Linked DNA regions of Mus musculus: region 1 is linked to region 2. The links are chromatin loops, found by intact Hi-C in ENCODE. Cell type or tissue: heart. All regions are shown on one strand. Links, peaks and the distances in the headings refer to the core of each region. The heading gives the core; the rest is flanking DNA.

Region 1 (2,921 bases), core at 134-2,633, 220 kb before region 2:
AAGATTGGACAAAGGATTTTTCCAGTACAGTAGGGAGAGGGAAGGACACCGAGTCCTTGCTGGTGACATTGCTCTGACGCTGCTCCTTTCTGTCATAACCTTCATGCTTTTTTGTTATATGAAAAGAAAAGAAGTGAAGAGCCAAAACAACCCCTCTTTGTTGTTCAGCCTGCAGTGTAAATGATGTTTTCACATATGGCTTGATTTTCTGTTGCTGACAATTAAAGGACAGAGGGTTTCATTTCATTATGTGATTAGCTGCGAGAACAGAATACAGGGGGGGGAAATAGCAAGCTTTGGTTTCAATCTGTTGAGAATAAAATCCTCTGTTGTGTGGGATTGGGATTAAGGAGCTGTTACCAGAAATAGAACTATATAAATGTTTAGGCATCAGGATAGCAATTGCGTAGGTAAGATCTTATAGAAAGGATGCAGTTAGCTGGCCAAAGGATACCAAGAAGGACAGGAATTAAAAGGAAAATTGGGAAAGAGAAGCAAGGAGATAGAATAATGTTATAAAGCAAAGATGGAACGTGCTTTCTAAGCTGCCCACTTCCTTCCAAGTCCATTCTGATAAATAAGAACTTACGCCTATTTTCCTTGAATGTCAATCATGCGCACTTGTTCTTGGCAGGCTACCCTGCATTTCCACTTAGGCAGTTGTAAAGCTCATTCACTCCTTACTTTCACAGCATTAGATTGCTTTGCTGCTCATTTTCCAGCTCTTCAGAAACTCATCTCCCTATTGGTCAGGAAAAGAAGCCCCATCACCCTTCACCTACTTCCTTATACTTATGCCCAACTTTGCTTTTACCCCATCAGTTTCTTAAATTAGACAAAATATCAGAAACTTTCAAATTGAGGAGGAACAGCAGCAGCGGCAGCCAACTCTATGTAAACACTAGGGGCCTTGAAGCCACAATGGCTTCTCCTGCAGGAGGACCTAAATGAAGACTGCCCGAGAGACCAAGGATTGTTGATGCAGACAATGTTGGCCAATCAGGAACTGCTGTTTGGAGGAAATGCTTTCTTGGGACCAATGGGGGTGCCAGTGGGATGTATTATAGGACTTTGCTGCAGCATTTCTCACCTGCTCCTGGAGTCTGTGTTGGTGACTCTGTGCCATCTCACTTCCAGCCCCCCAGGGCAGGTAGGATGGGGCAGGAGTAGCCCAGGGCACAGGCAGCACCAAACAATATAAATGCATTTACTATTTAAAGAGAGAACAATCTCCTTTTCCTTGGGAGTTTATCGTGATACTTGACCCATCTTATCTCACAAGGGTAATACTCAAGAAAGACAAACATAATCTCCTCTTGTTACTATGCCATAACTACGTTGATGATTTACTACTCTCCAGAATTTAACTGTGCACCCAGAAGAGAAATATTACCTCCAGATCTCTCTCCCCTGAAATCATAAGCTAAATGAAGTCATGATTGAAGTCCTGTAAGTAGCCGGTGTTTAGTAAGGATCTATATTTGGAACAGTCTTCATCACAACTTTCTTATAAAAGGTAATCTCAAATAACTGAGTTTCTTAATGGTGTCCTTGCATGAGATTAAAGTAATTACCCCAGGGGTAGCCACTGAAGACAGGCATTTGCACAGAGTCTTGAGATATCACTGATCGGGCACTGGGAAGGGAGCTGGCCTGAAAGTTCTCACCTGAACTCCCTAAGGCCGCCATGGAAGCCATCAGCTCTTGAGTTATCCAGATGTCTCACTGTGTGGCTGGTTCTCAAGGCTGGCCAGAGTGCCTCATGTGACTCTTCCTCCTGGCAACCTCTAGATAGGTAAAGTTCTTACAGGACAGATGGCTTTCCCCACGGGCTGTGTCCCAGGAAAACTAATCAGAGATCACATGAGCTTTCAAGATCTCACTTTGAAAGTCTCCATCTTTGCTTTTGCAATGTTCTTTAACTCGCAGTCACTGAGGGCACAACAGACTTAAACGGAAGGTCAATTCTATAAATTTTATATTCACACACTAGTATTTACCTAAGAGTAATTTAGTTAAAGTTTCCTTGAGAAAAATGTAGACATTTCAACATGTCTTATATAAGATGTGTTAACTTTCTCCTTTGGAAGATATTTTTGAGGGAGATTTTTGTAAGTGTAATATATGATTATAATGATAGTTTCTTAGGACAAAGACATAATATAGCCTATTGGGTTTTGCCTTTCTATCCTTCATTCCTGAACCAAATGTAAAAAAAAAAACAAAAAATGCAAAGGGCCAAATTGCCAATGTTTTAAGCCAAGAGGCAACCTCTTCTGAGGAAAGACTACTTAAGAAACAGTGAAGGTCTGGTTCTTTCCAGCTGTGCGCAACTACTCTAAGACTTGTCTCTGTAGGAAGCAAGAAATGGGCTTGCCTTCCCAGAGTCAAAGGGGTGTGTGTGTGTGTGTGTGTGTGAGAGAGAGAGAGAGAGAGAGAGAGAGAGAGAGAGAGAGAGAGAGACCTCATGTTTGAATGGGGGTGGATATAGAAAGAAATCTTCAGTCTGGGTTAGACTTTCTAGATCCCTTCTCTTGGTGTAAGTAAGCAGAAAATGTAAATGTTTGAAAATTAATTGACTGGACATTTTACATCCTTGAAATTAGTAGCTTTCATCTTACAAAGACCTTTCTTCTGTTTTAAGAGAAGGACAGTAATTAATTTTTTTAGAAAAATTTATTTAGCAAATGTTCTATTACTTCTGTCATAAAGACAAAAGCAGGGACCTCGAGATGGTTCACCAGGCAAGCACTTTCTGGGCAAGCCCAAGGAAACATGAGTTCAATCCATGAAACCCAAATAAAGATGGATGAGAAGAACCAGCTCCACGGTTGCTCTGTGACAAAGTCAGAGGCACTCTGGTATGTGTGACACACACACACACACACACACACACACGCACGCACACACACACACGAGAT
Region 2 (2,921 bases), core at 136-2,635:
AACAGCAGTGTGGAAATGTAAGCTGAATAAACCCTTTCTTCCCCAACTTGCTTCTTGGTCATGATGTTTTGTCCAGGAATAGAAACCCTGACTAAGACAATAGTAGAACCCATTAAAACATGAATGGTCTTCCATTGGTGCGGAAGCAGGACTTTTGTTTCTCTATTGGGAACTTCAGGATATATATATATATATATATTTAAAAAAAACCTCACAATAATTTCAGTGTGTCTCAGTTTGCTTGTGAATGTGTGTACATGTTTGTGGAGTTGTATGCATACTTTTATAACTTCTACCAAAGAATGAATTATATAATTATCTTCCGCAAGTCTAGGTGGCCATAAAAGCTACAATGTTAGGATGTGTGAAATGTAAAAACTAAAGCTTTGTGATTCTAGAACCAGTTTAATAATTGTTACAACTCTTTGATGAGGGACTTCAGAGAGTCAGAGCCACATTTATCAAGTCACACTACACATGAGCTGAAACTCTTCTGAGCGCCCGTTGATAAACACAGACATATTGTTCTCCTGGTTTTAAAATAGAAATGTAACAAAGCACAAGGCCATGTATTTTTTATGGAATCAAATTTATTCTATGAATTCCAAATTATTACACTGTCAAAAAATGCAGAACGAAATGGCAGGTGATTAAAACATAAAATCAAGGTTAAAAAAAAAAGAAACAAAATAACAAGCAGAATATTTTACATAAAATATGACTAGTAACAAAATCCTCCAAGGGTGTGTGCTGAGCTACAGCCCTCATATATTAACACTTATGAATTATAAGAAGATCTGGACCCATGAGACCTGTCTGGGTCCCGTTCATTCCTTGCTGTGTCCCTCCGGCTTGCGCCTGTGGTGAGATGTGCTAGCTCCGCCCTCCTTAAGGGTGTCTCTCCTCTGCCTTGATGATTACCTCCAAACTGCCTTTAAACTTTCTCTTAGTAAAGTTCAACTTAACTTCTAAAACCCAAAGAGAGCATGTGTCCTCGCCTCTGTCACCTGAGTGCGCATCAGAAAGAGAGGGCAGCACTGAAGCTTGTCACAGTCCCTCACAGAAACAAGATCAGATCAACAACCTCGTGGCTCCCAATGTAAAACTTCTGAGGCACTGATTTTACTCTTGGTGAGCACAGGGTCCCTCTTTTAAAAGTCAAATAAAAATAAAATAAAATTTGAAATTTAGAAACAACTTCCAAAGTACTGAAGTCTTATGTCTCAATTTTTACCTGCTGCTGTCTATTTTTAAAGTCTGCTGAAATGAAGCGCGGTAATTCAAAACGCGCGATAAAAAAGAAACGGGAGACAGCTATATCAGGCTCCTGTCAGCAAGCACTTCTTGACATCTGCAATAGTCCAGAACCTGACAAATACAGATGCGCATGCTCCCAGCCAACCGTTGGACTGAGCACCGGGACCTCAATGGAGGAGTTAGGGAAAGGACTGAAGGAGCTCCAAGAGTTTGCAACCCTATAGGAAGAACAACAATATTAACCATCCAGATCCCCCAGAGCTCCCAGGGACTAAACCACCAACCAAAGAGTACACACGGAGGAACCATGGCTTCAGTCTCATATATAGTAAAGGATGGCCTTGTCGGGCATCAGTGGGAGGAGAGACCCTTTGTCCTGTGAAGGCTCAATGCCCCAGCATAGGGGAATGAATGCCAGGGCAGTGAGGTGAGAGTGGATGGGTAAGAGGGGGAGCACCCTCATAGAAGCAGGGGGAAGGGTGGGATAGGGGGGTTGCGGAGGGGAAACCGGGAAAGGGGATAACTTCTGAAATGCAAATAAATAAAATATCCATTTTTTTTTTTAAAGAAAGAAATGGGAGCAAGGAGAGTTTAAGAAGTTGATAGACAAAGCGAGCCTTGTTGTGGTGTCAGATTCTTTTAAAGAATAAATCTTCTTTTACTTTATTTCTTCCCTTTTCTTACTAATATTAAAGAAACGCCCACTCCAAGATTACACAAACTCCGATAGGAGGCTTTCCTCAAGGACAGAGGGTCAGGCTGGGGCTCTGGGTGATGGAAGAGTCTTCTGCACAGAAGCTGTTTGCAATTATTCTGATACTAATCACACTAAGTTTACCCTGAGACGAGAGAGATCAAATAAATATGTATAGGGTCGATTTTTACATTCAATTAAATATTTGCATGTTACTCAAATAATTAAGATGAGGTGAACATTATCTTATGAAGCACAATTATGCACATTTATATAGCATACATTACTTTATGAGGGTTAAAATATTCCAGTAAAGCTTGATAGGCACATGTGGAAGCATACACTAGGAATGAAGACTTTATAATAAACATCCATATGTTTTAGTAAACACAACTGCAGTTTCCAGTGCAAGCAAATGTGCAAATCTTTAAATGATACTGAAGAATTCAAATAGTCACTCTTGTATATGTTTAAAAGACCCCCAAAATGAGATTTGCATGCTTAACAATTACATAGGTTTTGTATGCATCTCTTTGTATTTTAAAGGAGGTTGGCTTTATGCAGCAAGAAAATGTGATAATACATGGTCTTCTAGACTTTCAGTCTAATTTTAAAGAATTAGTCAGTCCTAACAGATGAGCCTTGCCATTTACTATCCCAAGACACTAGGTTCATTTGCAAGGTGCCTTCTATACATTGGCTCTTATGCATTATCTTAGTTGATCCCACCATGGCTATAATTGCCCAGACGAGGAAACTGGAAGCCTTGAGGTCAGTGTCCTGGGTTCCCCTTTCATGTGCTTTGGCTTCAATGCAAGCTCCTTGGTTTTATTACTGAAATAGTTTGTGCTCGAAGACTTGACTGCCAATACTCAAACAAAATGTGGCATCCTGGGTTTCTTTGTGTTTGTCCTCCCCCTCAGAGTTTCAGTTTGGAGTCTCAGCTACAGCAAGGAATGGCATCTCCTAC

The links. Hi-C counts contacts between places; a loop is a spot of excess contacts. Peaks named below come from ENCODE experiments on the same cell type or tissue, not always from the same donor. Only the 100,000 strongest peaks of a DNase experiment are listed, where the experiment ranks them.
Region 1: a loop joins it to region 2, with 9 times the contacts of the local background. A loop is called at or near these places in 5 of 42 quality-filtered maps.

What each region holds. Positions count from the first base shown.
Region 1 is chr3:149,723,491-149,726,411 of GRCm38, reverse strand. No RefSeq gene overlaps it. Among named protein-coding and RNA genes, the nearest start is that of Gm31121, 65 kb to the right of the region's middle. In heart, for the core only: no CTCF peak of the experiment used is centred there; no DNase peak of the experiment used is centred there; H3K27ac peaks cover 568 bases.
Region 2 is chr3:149,507,318-149,510,238 of GRCm38, reverse strand. The region is part of intron 2 of Gm31060 (a long non-coding RNA gene); the gene reads right to left. Among named protein-coding and RNA genes, the nearest start is that of Gm31060, 11 kb to the right of the region's middle. In heart, for the core only: no CTCF peak of the experiment used is centred there; a DNase peak (open chromatin) is centred at 1,398; H3K4me3 peaks cover 774 bases; H3K27ac peaks cover 1,211 bases.